Linked DNA regions of Homo sapiens: region 2 is linked to region 1. A link is a contact called in ENCODE Hi-C or POLR2A ChIA-PET data. All regions are on one chromosome and are shown on one strand. The core of a region is the stretch at or near the end of the contact, and the rest is flanking DNA. Distances in the headings are between cores, read along the strand shown.

Region 1 (6,349 bases), core at 1,155-3,654:
GGCTAATTTTTTGTATTTTTAGTAGAGACGGGGTTTTGCTATGTTGACCAGGCTCATCTCGAACTCCTGAGCTCAGACAATCCACTCACCTCGGCCACCTAAAGTGCTAGGATTAAAGGTGTGAGCCACTGCGCCCGGCCATTTTTCTCTTTTTTTTTTTTTTGAGACAGTCTTCTTGCTCTGTCGCCCTGGTGCAAGTATAGTGGCCATGATCACGGCTCACTGCAGCCTCAACCACCAGGCTCAAGCAATCCTCCCACTTCAGCCTCCCACGTAGCTAGGACTACAGGCTCGCCCCATCACGCACAGCTAATCTTTGTGGACATGGAGTTTCGCCATGTTGCCCAGACTGGTCTCCAACTCCTGGGCTCAAGTGATCCTCTGGCCTCGGTCTCCCAAAGTGCTGGTATTATAGGTGTGAGCCACCACAGCCAGTCCTTTTTTTTTTTGAGATGGAGTCTCCCAGGCTGGAGTGCAGTGGTGTGATCTCAGCTCACTACAACCTCCGCCTCCCGGGTTCAAGCAATTCTCCTGCCTCAGCCTCCTGAGTAGCTGGATTACAGACATGCGCCTGTAAAGTGTTGGGATTACAGGCGTAAGCCACCGCGCCTGGCCTCAGTCTTTTTTTTTGCATTAAAGGTGCGTGTGGAACCCATGGTACGGCTAAATTCACTAATACTATTCAGACTGAAGATATTACTTCTATCTTCTTGAAGGGTCAGGTTTTGGGTATAGCAATAGCAAAGCTGCTTTAATGGCTACAGGGGAAAACAATCACTTGAATAACCTATGGCAATAAAGTAGCAAAGCTGATCAAAAACCTTTTCTCCCTTAACTGTTTGTGTATATATATTTTTTAGTAGAAATGGCTTGAATAACCTACGGCAATGAAGTAGCGAAGCTGATCGAAAACCTTTTCTCCCTTAACTGTTTATTTGTGTATACATATTTTTTAGTAGAGATGGTGTCACTATGTTGCCCAGTTTGGTCTCCAACTCCTGACCTCAGTGATCCTCCTGCTTTGGCCTCCCAAATTGCTGGGATTATAGTGTGAGCCACCACACTGGCACCTTAAACCTTTTTTAAGAGGATGGCAACTTCCATGACAATTCTTCCCTCTTCTCTAATGTTTTTATTAATTATCATTATTATTTTTTGAGATGGAGTCTGTTTGCAGTGGCATGATCTTGGCTCACTGCAACCTCCACCTCCCAGGTTCAAGCGATTCTTGTACCTCAGCCTCCCCAGCAGCTGGGACTACAGGCACGTGCCACCACACCCAGCTAATTTTTTTTTATTTTTAGTAGAGACAGGGTTTCACCATGTTGGCCAGACTGGTATGAAACTCCTAACCTCAGGTGAACTGCCTGCCATGGCCTCCCTAAGTGCTGGGATTACAGGTGTGAGCCACCATGCCCAGCCAGAATATTAATTATTAGTAACAATATTAATCAAACCTTATTGCTGAAGTCAACTGATTCCCAGTATTTCAAACTTATATTAGATTTGACATTTCCTAAGAAAGATGTAAGACAGATTTTTCATATAACCTCACACTTACCCTCGTATCTGGACACTGTGTGGCTTCACAGACCACCTGCATAATAAAGTGCCTTTCAGACTGTAGGAGGAATAAAAATAAAGAGAATTAGGAGAGCATAACCTGTACGTAGGAAGATTTCCAGACTCCCTCTACAAGGAAAACCTCTCACTCCCCCTCAGGGCCCCACACAGCCCTGCCTGGTACAATCAAGCCACTCTCCCTTGAGATGGTACAGCACTATAAAGGCTATAAAGAGTTTACCTTCGGTGTCTGCTATGTGACTTGCCCTCCAATGAGGTCCCTAATCTTTTAATCTCCAAAATGACCACTAACAAAGACTTCAGGGAGGAAACAGAAAAATGTAGGTCACAAGTTTTAAATAAAAATGGTTAAAAGATAAAAATTTACATGTAGGAAAATCAGTTTCCTTATATAAGAGAATTCAAAACATCTGCTTTATTTCAGAGACCAAATTTGTTTTCTGAGAGGTAGCAAATTCACATCAAATGTGGTGAGAAAAGGGAGAATGAACTTTATGTGCTACCCTCCTAAATCTTCCAAAATCTATTAAGGAAAAATCCAGTTTTCTAATCAATTAGAATTGCCATTTGCTCTGGGGTTTCAGACCTTTCCAAAGTCAAGAAATGGTAAAAACCCAGCTGAAGTGTCAACAAACATATATACAGAAATACTTTCAGACCATGACCCTGGCAATTTTACTTGTCGGTATTTACCCTAAAGAACTGAAAGCAGAGTCTCAAAGATACACATGCATGCCCATGTTCATAGCAGCATTACCCACAATAGCCAAAAGGTGGATGCAAACCAAATGGCCATGGATGGAAGACTAGATAAACAAAATGTGGCATATACATATAATGGAATATTAATCACCCTTAAAAAGCCAATTTTGACAAATGCTACCCCTTAGATGAATCTCGAGGACATCATACTAAGTAAAACAAACCAGTCGCAAAAAGACAAATATGATTCCACTTACGTAAGGTATTTCGTTAGAGTAGTAAAATACATAGAAACTGAAAGTAAAATGGTCGTTACCAGTGGCTGAGAAAGGGGGAAATGAGGAGTTGTTGTTCAGTATGTACAGTTTCAGTTTTGCAAGATGAAAAAGTTCTGGAGATTGTTTCCACAGCAATGTGAATCTACTTAACTAACTATACATTTAAAAATGATTTAAGATGGTAAATTTTATGTTATTCATTGCATTTTCAGCCAAAATGTTTACATATATATTATACATACACATACATATACATATATATATATTTTTTTTTTTTGGAGACAGAGTCTTGCACTGTTGCCCAGGCTGAAGTACAGTGGTGAAATCTTGAGCCTTGAACTCCCAGGCTCAAGTGATCCTCCCACCTCAGCTTCCCAAGTAGCTGGGATTACAGGCATGTGCCAAAGCACCTGGCTATATATCCTGTTTCTTAAAAACACCTTCCTAAGGTGGTATGAAACAGACCAATTGCTATAATTTTTATTTATTTCATTTTTCATTATTTTTTTTCCATTATAAGCCCTGTAAACACAAGAGCTCACAAAACTGGTTAACAACTCAGTTGTTCTTCTCCACAGAAATTTTTTTAGAGACAGGGTTTTGTTACGTTGCACAGGCTAGTCTCAAACTCCTGGCTTCAAGTGATCCTCTTGCCTTGGTGGCCCAAAGTGTTGGGATTACTGGATGTGAGCCCCAGCACCCGGCCTCCACAAAATCTTTAGTACAAGGCAAAAGATTCACACAATCTTAAAAGAAACCAAAGTAAACCAACATATATAGTACATACCATAATTTCTTTCTTTTATTTTTTTTATTTTTTATTTTTTTTGAGACAGTCTTGCTCTGTCGCCCAGGCTGGAATACAGTGCTGCAATCTCGGCTCACTGCAACCTCTGCCTCCCAGGTTCAAGTGATTCTCCTGCCTCAGCCTCCTGAGTAGCTGGGATTACAGGCGCACGCCACCACACCCGGCTAATTTTTTTGTATTTTTAGTAGAGATGGGGTTTCACCATGTTCGTCAGGCTGGTCTCAAACTCCTGACCTGATGATCCACCCGCCTCAGCCTCCCAAAGTGCTGGGATTACAGGCTTAAGCCACATCGCCCAGCCTATTCCTTTCTTTTTTTTAAGGGACGATATCTGACTTTGTTGCCCAGGCTGGCCTTGAATAACTGGACTCAAGCAATCCTCCCGCCTTAGCCTCTGAAGTAGCTGGAGTACCAGTATGCACCACCATGCCCTATAATTTAAAAAAACCCAACAACATTCCACACTTTGGACTGCAAAAGGAAAAACCTAAGCTTAGAAACACTTTATTTCCAAAAGCATGATGAGAAACGGCAAACACTCCATGGGGATATCTCACACAATACGAACTCGACTAAACTGGAAACAAATACTTTTAAGTAGGTGGTACTTTCTAAACCATAAACTTAAGAAAACAAAACAAAAAACTTTCATTCAACTCTTTCATCCCTTACTGTCTGAATCTATACCTTATTGTCAAAAAACTTACCTCTTTATCAAAGTTTGCTTTGGTGAACTCCAATGAGTTCAGGAGTGCATTCGTAGCAGCTAGCTTCACATTATTACTAGGCTCTTCTTTCCTCATCCCCTGGATTATGGCAGTCAGAATCTCATTGGATTTATCTTGTAGCTGCTCTGGGTCCTGTAACAAGCAGAGAAGTGCAATGAATATACAGTCAGCCCTCTGCAGCCATGGGTTCCACATCTGTGGATTCAAACAACTATGGATTGAAAATATTTAGAGGAAAAAAAATGGATGGTTGCATCTGTACTGCACCAAAAGGTGCATGTACACCTTTTTTTCTTGTCATCATTCCCTTAATACAGTATACCAACTATTAATATAGCATTTACATTGAATTAGGTATTGTAAGTATTCTAGAGATGATTTAAAGTATATGGGAGGATGTGCATAGGTTATATGCAAATACTACACCATTTTATGTAACAGACTTGAACATCTGAGGATTTTGGTACCTGAGGAGGGTGCTGGAATCAATCCCCTCCAAAAGACTGCCATAAGGAGCTTCACGACAGAAGCAGTCCTTCTTCTGTTCTTAAGAGACAGGGTCTGTATTGCCCAGACTAAAGTGCAGTGGCTATTCACAGGCACTACCACAATGCACTGAACCCTCAAATTCCTGGGTTCAAGTGATCCTCCCACCTCAGCTTCCCAAGCAGCTGGGACTACAGGTGTAAGCCACTGTGCCTGGCTTAATTGGCAGTCCTTTTAACTGTAAAGTTCACTCAAGAAAGTATCATGAATTGGTGATCTTTCCCCACCCGTTTCCATTTGGGAATAACACTGCAAACCACCTGCAAAATGTCTCATGGTACTGGCAATCCAGAACTGAACAAAACCAAGTCAAACTCATCAACTTCATCTTTGACTTCTTAGCATAATGACTCTGGGTATGAGGTAATATTCGCTTTCCTCCCCACTTCTGTGCAAATGGAGATGGCAGTCTGTTCGTATTTTCCAGGCCATCTGTACTCTAAAGTAAAGCTTCAGGGCATTTAAGGGCCAAGGCCAAGGATCGACACCTAGGCACATCTAGGGAGTCTAAGTCTGGGTCAAGTGCTGTGGGCTCCTTTGCTTCATAAAGTCTATATATTAAAATACACACCAAGAGTGGTAACCTCATCAGGAACAACAGTGCTGGGGGGGCTACATCTAAAATACTGTGTCTCCAGTGGCTAAACCAACTACATCAAATGTTGGCAAAACTTTCCGTAATGTTGTAAATGAAAATGCGCCACAACATTCATGGTACATTCGGGATCTTAAGAAAAAAGACTGGGTCAGGGATAATCCAAATGAGAATATCCTCATTTTGTAAGTCTAGAATCTAAGACTCTTCAAACATAGACTTCTGTTTTCAGTTTGCGATCCTCAAGTTTCTTTACTTTAGGGCATGATTAGCAATGTGAAGACACAGGCCTAAGGGAAATAAATCAGTCTCACTTTCAAAACTGTGCAATTTAGCTTGGCTTTCTTCGTGATTCAATAAGGTAGTACTAATATCATTGATGTCACAGCTAGAGGCAATCAGAGGTATATAAACCAGATACATTAGGCAAGCACTTACTATATCTTGGCAAATATAACCGATGGCTTCCAATGTCGACTCCTTCATGTGCTCTGTGCTGTTGGGGTTTGTGACATTGGCCACCAGCTGAGGAATGAGTTCTGGCCACTGGTTTACTGGGATCTCTGCACAAGCAATACCAGCCACACACTGTGAGGCAGAACTAGGCCGGTAAGTTTCTGTACCCAATGTCTGCAAAACCTGCACCAAAAAAAAAGACAAAAGATACAAATTTCTAACACTATTTGACCACATTTTGCCCACCACCATACTTATATTAGTGTCTCTGAATTCTTTTTTTTCTTTCTTTCTTAAGACAGGGTCTCACTATGTTGCCCGGACTGGAGTGCAGTGGCACGATCACAGCTCACTGTAGCCTCAATCTCTACGGTGCAATCTATCCTCCCGCCTCAGGCTCCTGAGTAACTGAACTACAGGGGTGGATATGCTGACATGCCCAGCTATCTTTTGTTGAGACAGGGCATCACCATATTGCCCAGGCTCAAAAAAAAAAAAAGGAAAATACAAGGCCTCAGTCAGTTGTCCAGGGTGGAGTGTAGTAGCAAAACGATAGTGCAATGGCACAACGATACTGCAGCCTTGACCTCCCAGGCCTCCCTGAGTAGCTTAGACTACAGGCACATGCCATCACACCCAGCTAACTTTTTTG
Region 2 (6,391 bases), core at 7-2,506, 38 kb after region 1:
CTTCTGAAATACCGTTAAGCCACACCAAATATGAATTTCTGTTAATAACACAAAATATTTTTTTAAGAAAAAAAGAAAAAAAAGGTAGGGAAAGAAGAAGGGAATGAGATTTAGATTTAAAACTCATTGGATTAAATAGGTGAGGCTTATTAGGATATACTGTTGAAGCAAACAGTGGCACACACAGGCTTACAGTCTTTGTTTTTTAAACCAGTTACCACTAATGTATTAAGCCCTGCAGCAGTTACCACTGACTTCTCGCACGCATAAAATGAACCGGGAGAAGCCAGTGTTGATACTGTTGTGAAGAGGTTCAAGAGCTGGCTTTTCAGACAACTAAGACCATTTTTAGCAGAATAACTCCTTCAGAAAGGCCTGGCTGAAGATCTTTTTATTTCTATTGTCTCACCTATATAAATTTCAGGGTTCTTATAAGTCATCTTTAAAAAGAAAAAAATAATGTATATCAGTTTCTCTTATTTAATGTGGCTATGAAAGATGTTTCCTTATTATTTCTTCATCTCTAAGAAGGACACCAGGGAATGGGGGTTGGGGGTGGAACTAAAGGGAGGAAAAAAACCAGAACAGGGTAGGTTTTTGTTTTTTGCTTTTTGTTTTTTTTTGGCCAAGGGGTCGGTCACACAGAAGGGAAGGCAAGGAGGAAAACTAAACTACAATCCTTGGTTCAGATTGAGTTATGCAGGAATATATCTTCCTGATCAGTCCCCGTGCCAAAAAAAAAAAAAGCCACTTGGAATTATGCACTGACTCCAACTATGTGATACCAGCTATCAGCCTTTTGTGTTTAACCATTCCCAGAAATGGACACCACCCTTGGCTTTATAGGCTCCTTGCAGAACCCACTTCACAAAAATGCTCTTCACCAAGAAGCCTCTAGTTTCCTTTTGGTAGGTTATAAAAACAGAACATCTGTCATTAACAGTAGAGTGTTAAATACTTTTAACCACTGACAAGGCTTCAGAAAGTTTCACAGTTTCGTTATGCTCTATTTTATTACTATCATATTTACATTTTTATTTTTTATTTATTTTTTGCTGAATTGCTGATTTTCCTTTTTCAATAGAATTTAATTCTGGAGTGTGAGCAGGAACCAGTTAACTACATTCATTGTCCAACCCCCACTGGTTTGAAAGAAGACTCCAAATTCTTGGCATATGAATCAGCTGTTCGGTAGCTCCACCTTATCCCTGCAGCGAAGCAGCAGAACCGCCAATGGCGGCACCTCAGGATTCACACTGTGGGTGGTGAGGCCTTCCGCTGAAGGAGGTACTGGTGGATGCTCTCAGCATCTCGCTTTAGCCAGGCAGCATTCAGCAGAATATTTTCACAACACTGCTGGATGGTACGCTCAGCTGAAGGAGCTGGGTGACTCTCGAAGAAAGCCTGGTATAAAACAACCCAGAATGCAGGATCATTACTAGCAATAAGAAGTTAATATTACAGGTTATGAAAAAATACCCACTGGTCTATATGAAGGATGCATAATCTTCAGGCATGAGAATTTACCACTGCCACCCTCAGGCTAAAAGAAAACAAGCAACTCCTTGGACCTGCATATAGGAATTCTCCCCTTAATTATATGCTTAACAACCTAATCAAAAGTTAATAAAGAGACAGAACCTACTGCCTTTCTTTTAGGCTAATTGTGTAGTGGTAAATATAGTCTTTGGAATGAAGACTTGGAACCTGAATCCAGGCTTAGTCATGTACTAGCTTGTGACTGTGAGAAAATTAACTGCTCTAAGTCTCAGTTTTCTCAACTATGAGAAAATATCTACTCCAGAAGATTAAAGAGACAATCCATATAAACATTTGACAAAATACCTAGCACAGAGTACTTAAGGATTCAACACATTTTGGCTGCTTCAAATAAAGATTAATTTGTAAGGGATGATAATACAAAGAAGTTTAAATTGCTGCTATGCCCTAATAATTTAACACCCCATGGTCTTTTTTTTTTTTTTTTTTTTGAGACAGGGTCTCACTCTGTTGCCCAGGCTAGAGTGCAATGAAACGATCATGGCTCATCACAGCCTCAACCTTCTGGGCTCAAGTAAACCTCCCACCTTAACTTCCTGGGTAGCTGGGACCACAAGCGTGCACTCCCAGGCCAAATTGTTTTTTCCTTTTTGTAGAGATGGGGTCCTACCATGTTGCCCAGACTGGTCTTGAACTCTTGAACTCAAGCAATCCTCCCACCTCAGCCTCCCAAAATGCTGGAATTACAGGAATCCAACATTTTTAATACAGTAAACCAAACAATTTCTAAGTTTACAATTTATCACAATGCTTAATGATTAAAAGTTGAATAAACTTTTCTAATGCAGTACACCTGGTTTCACAGAAAACAAAGCAACTCTTAAACACCAGCTGGCAAAATGATAGGGCTTTTCCTTTGAATTAGTCACCACAGGTGTGAAAGACAGAATGACTAATCCATCTGATTAAACATAGACCTTTTAGAAATCAATAACCTTATTTACACAGATGACAATTGCTACTGTTCCAAGGCTCCTAATCATGGTTCAGTTCTCAGGGCCTCAAGTCTTTTTCCATTCCATCGCAGAGTAGTACCAACATTTATACACCAGAAACCTGGGGATTATCCTGGCTTGTTTTTCTTCCTCTCCCAGATATGCTCACAACAGAGAAGCCAATCAATAAATATTGTTGAACTAAATGGTTAACAAATTCAAGCCCCTGAATCTCCATTATTCCATCTCCTCCACTACTGCCACTACCCTACTGTAAGCTATTCTATCATTCTTGCTAGGAGAGTTAGCTTCCCAACATCTTCTCTTCCCCATTCCAAACTATTATCCACATTGCAGCCAGACTGAAATTTTTATAACACAAATCAGATCAAGGCACTGCCTTGTTTATAAACCATTCGAAGGCTTTCCATTTTTAGGACTTTTTTTTTTTTTTTTTTTTTTGAGACAGGAGTCTCGCTCTGTCACCCAGGCTGGAGTGCAATGGCACGATCTCAGCTCACTGCAACCTCCACCTCCCGGGCTCAAGCAATTCTCCTGCCTCAGCCTCCCGAGTAGCTGGGATTAGAGGCGTGCACCACCATGTCCAGCTAATTTGGGGTTTCACCATGTTGCCCGGGCTGGTCTTGAAGTCCTGACCTCAGGTGATCCACCCACCTCGGCCTCCCAAAGTGCTGAGATTACAGATGTGAGCTACCATGCCTGGCCATTTTTAGGAAATTCTTAATATGGCCTATACAGCCCTGCATGATGTCTTTCTCTAAACAAAAACACAGAGATGCTACAGTACATTATCCCAACACTATAATTACAACCAGGTTATTGTTTTTACTTACTAGACTGAAAAGTGAAGAGTAAACAGTATTTTCCTTACCTTAACCTCTCCAGCCATTTTATCAACTGCAAATCCCTCAACTGATAGCTGCAAAACAATGGTTTTAAACAGTAAGTGAAACCAAGAGGCTGAGAACAAACTTCCATTTACCCTAAAAATAAATCATTCTGTTCTCTGCCAACTTCAGTCTGTTATAAAGGATGTGTGATGGGAGATGGAGAAGTCCTTAAATAAAGCCAGTAACTATTTAAGGAAACTTTTTTTTTTTTGAGACGGAGTTTCACACTTGTTGCCCAGGCTGGAGTGCAATGACCTCATCTCGGCTCACCACAACCTCTGCCTCCCAGGTTCAAGCGATTCTCCTGCCTCAGCCTCCCAAGTAGCTGGGATTACAGGCACACACCACCACGCTCAGCTAATTTTTGTATTTTTAGTAGGGACAGGATTTCACCATGTTGGCCAGGATAGTCTCGAACTCCCGACCTCAGGTGATCTGCCCACCTCGGCGTCCCAAAGTGCTGGTATTACAGGCGTGAGCCACTGCACCTGGCCACAGGAAACATTTAAAGAGCAAAGACCACAATGTATGGGTGTAGTGAATCATGGATGTCACTAAATAATATCCATGATTAGCAAGCTACTCAAAGTTTTTCACATACCTTTATTAGTCTGGATATTAAGAATCCTCCCTGGTATCGGTTATAAAGTTCTTCCCAGTTGTCCTTTATGAATTTCCAAGCAGCTTTCCTACCATGCTTGCTGCCTCCAGCTACTCCACCAATTACCGATACAGTGTCCTGTGGACGTACCTCTTCCTAAAAAAAGAAAGAGAGCTAAAAGTCTAGTGTATCAAAAACATATTCTGGTACCAGAAAGTGCACCATACTGTGACACTGAAGTAATCACACTGAAGACACTTATTCCTTGTTTTAGGAATAACTGGAACCAGAAGTTCTCAGCAAAGAAGATAATGTTTAAGCTAAAGATAACCAAAATGAGAATGAGGTACTGAGACAGGTTCAGACAGACAGACTGCTCAACAGATACTTGCTTAGGAGCCTATAGGTTTAAGAAAGGAAGAGACACAAAGTAAGCAAAGGCATAAGCCAGTTTCCCAGTTTTCAAGAGTCCCTGTCCTCATAGTTTCCATTCTGGAGAGACAATTTGTTTACTCTCCCAACTATTCTGATTCTCGCCACTAGTGGGAGAAAAACAGAAGTCAGTAACAAAAACTCAAGCCAGTTACTCTGGAAAAGGAAGCTTTAGTTAGGGTTAAGGCAGCTCAAGAGGATCAGAGCTGAATCAGAGACACTTCTCAGAGATGGGTAACGATTCACTTCTAAATGCAGTTTTCACCGTAACTTACTGAAAGTGCAAACGTGAGGACTTTTTGAATCAGGTCAGGCAAAAGAGTAGCGCCAAGGACTCTTTCGATTCGGTTTTTCTCTTCTTGCATATCTGCTTGTTTATGAAGCTACAGGAAAAAAGATAAAGATAGGAATAGTTAACTCTCCCTTGGATGTTCTGCATATGATTATATGAGCTTCTTCCCCAGTAAGGTAAAACTTAGGTTCTATATTCTCACTAGGTAAGAATGGCAGGGCATTATATTAAAGAAAGAGAATACTTTTCAAGATGCTTTGGGCCAGGTGCGGTGGTTCACACCTGTAATCCCAGCACTTTGGGAGGCCGAGGCGGGTGGATCACCTGAGGTCAAGAGTTCGAGATCAGCCTGGCCAACATGGTGAAACCCTGTTTCTACTAAAAATACAAAAAAAAAAAATTAGCCGGGCGTGGTGGTGCCCACCTGTAATCCCAGCTACTTGGGAGGCCGAGGCGGGAGAATCGCTTGAACCTGGGAGGTTGCAGTGAGCTGAGATCGTGCCACTGCACTCCAGTTTGGGCAAGAGAGCGAGACTCTGTCTCAAAAATAAAAGAAAAAAAAAATGATGCTTTGGCACTAAATTTGTCATCTGCTGTTACAGTAAGTAAATCACTAGATGTAAATGCTACCAGATGAACAGCCTGTCATTAGTTCAGACCAGTTTAACATCAAGATCTAAGAGGTAAAATCTATCATAGCCAAATTCTTTACATCATTGATATCTGGCTAATGTTCTGTTTTAGAAGAACAAACTAATCATTAGTGTTCTTATACCAGATCATCAAATTAATTTATAATAGTGAAAAATTGAAAATGAATACTGTACTTATAAAAATGCATTATTGAAAGTTATATTTTAAGAATATATCATAAACATGTTCTTATATTTAAGTGAAGAAAGCAGACAAAGCAGAATTATCCTAAAAAATATATATATATATATGGCTGGGCACAGTGGTTCACGCCTGTAATCCTAGCACTTTGGAAGGCTGAGGTGGAGGTTGCAGTGAGCCCATATCGTACCACTGCACTCCAGTCTGGACAACAGAGCAAGACTGTGTTTCCAAAAAAAGGGGGTGGGGGAGAACCCCTGGAAATACATCAAAATGGTAGTATTAATTAATGATGGTTTCTGATCAGTGGGATTATGCATCTTCACACTTTTTAACTGCAAAAGCAGCACATACTGAATGCAGAATATCTGAAAGACAGAGAAGCATAAAGAAAAAAATAAAATTACTACTATATGTACATTAACAAATCTGGAAAGAGAGCATGTTATACATGCTGTTTTTGCTACCTGCTTTCTAAACTATAGGTAAGTTTTATTTTCCTCTTTATACTTTTCTAGTCTCTAAATCTTCCATAGTATATATGTATATAAAATCTTTTCATAGAAACAAAATGTTGTAATTCTTAAAAATTAGAACTATAAATGTATAAGAGCTATGTCTCCAAGACAATTTAGACTCTTTTGATCTTTTCTACCCCTTAAGATTTAACACTGACCAGAGTGTCTGGAGACCTCATCAAAGCTCTCAGTTTCCTCTTCCTTTCGACACTTTTTTTTTTTTCAATAAACAATTTTAATTTATAAGAAGTAGAGATGGGGTCTCGCTGTGTTGACCAGGCTGGTCTCTTTTTTTTTTTTTTTTGAGA

The links. Hi-C counts contacts between places; a loop is a spot of excess contacts on that map. ChIA-PET counts read pairs that join two places held with the same protein, here RNA polymerase II (POLR2A). Pooled maps may share reads with other maps.
Region 2: a pooled map shows a loop between it and region 1 (8-fold over the local background). The contact joins two enhancer-like sites. A Hi-C loop is called at or near these places in 2 of 168 maps with a recorded cell type or tissue (HepG2 and lower leg skin) and 10 of 50 pooled maps. POLR2A ChIA-PET finds 5 or more read pairs at or near these places in 22 of 52 experiments (A549, AG04449, BJ and 18 more).

The regions. Positions count from the first base shown.
Region 1 is chr17:47,656,391-47,662,739 of GRCh38, reverse strand. KPNB1 (karyopherin subunit beta 1) reads right to left here. Exons shown (of 22, transcript NM_002265.6): 4 at 5,680-5,880; 5 at 4,080-4,232; 6 at 1,562-1,621. Among named protein-coding and RNA genes, the nearest start is that of KPNB1, 9.6 kb to the right of the region's middle. RefSeq lists an enhancer at 2,433-2,582. Within about 2 kb of position 2,404, at least 7 of the 41 ENCODE cell types and tissues checked have a DNase peak (open chromatin) inside an H3K27ac peak, as active enhancers do.
Region 2 is chr17:47,616,781-47,623,171 of GRCh38, reverse strand. NPEPPS (aminopeptidase puromycin sensitive) reads right to left here. Exons shown (of 23, transcript NM_006310.4): 20 at 4,715-4,822; 21 at 4,008-4,163; 22 at 3,388-3,435; 23 at 1-1,404. The coding sequence ends at 1,252. KPNB1-DT (KPNB1 divergent transcript) reads left to right here. Exons shown (of 4, transcript NR_171700.1): 4 at 1,085-1,645. Among named protein-coding and RNA genes, the nearest start is that of KPNB1-DT, 29 kb to the left of the region's middle. Within about 2 kb of position 1,256, at least 18 of the 41 ENCODE cell types and tissues checked have a DNase peak (open chromatin) inside an H3K27ac peak, as active enhancers do.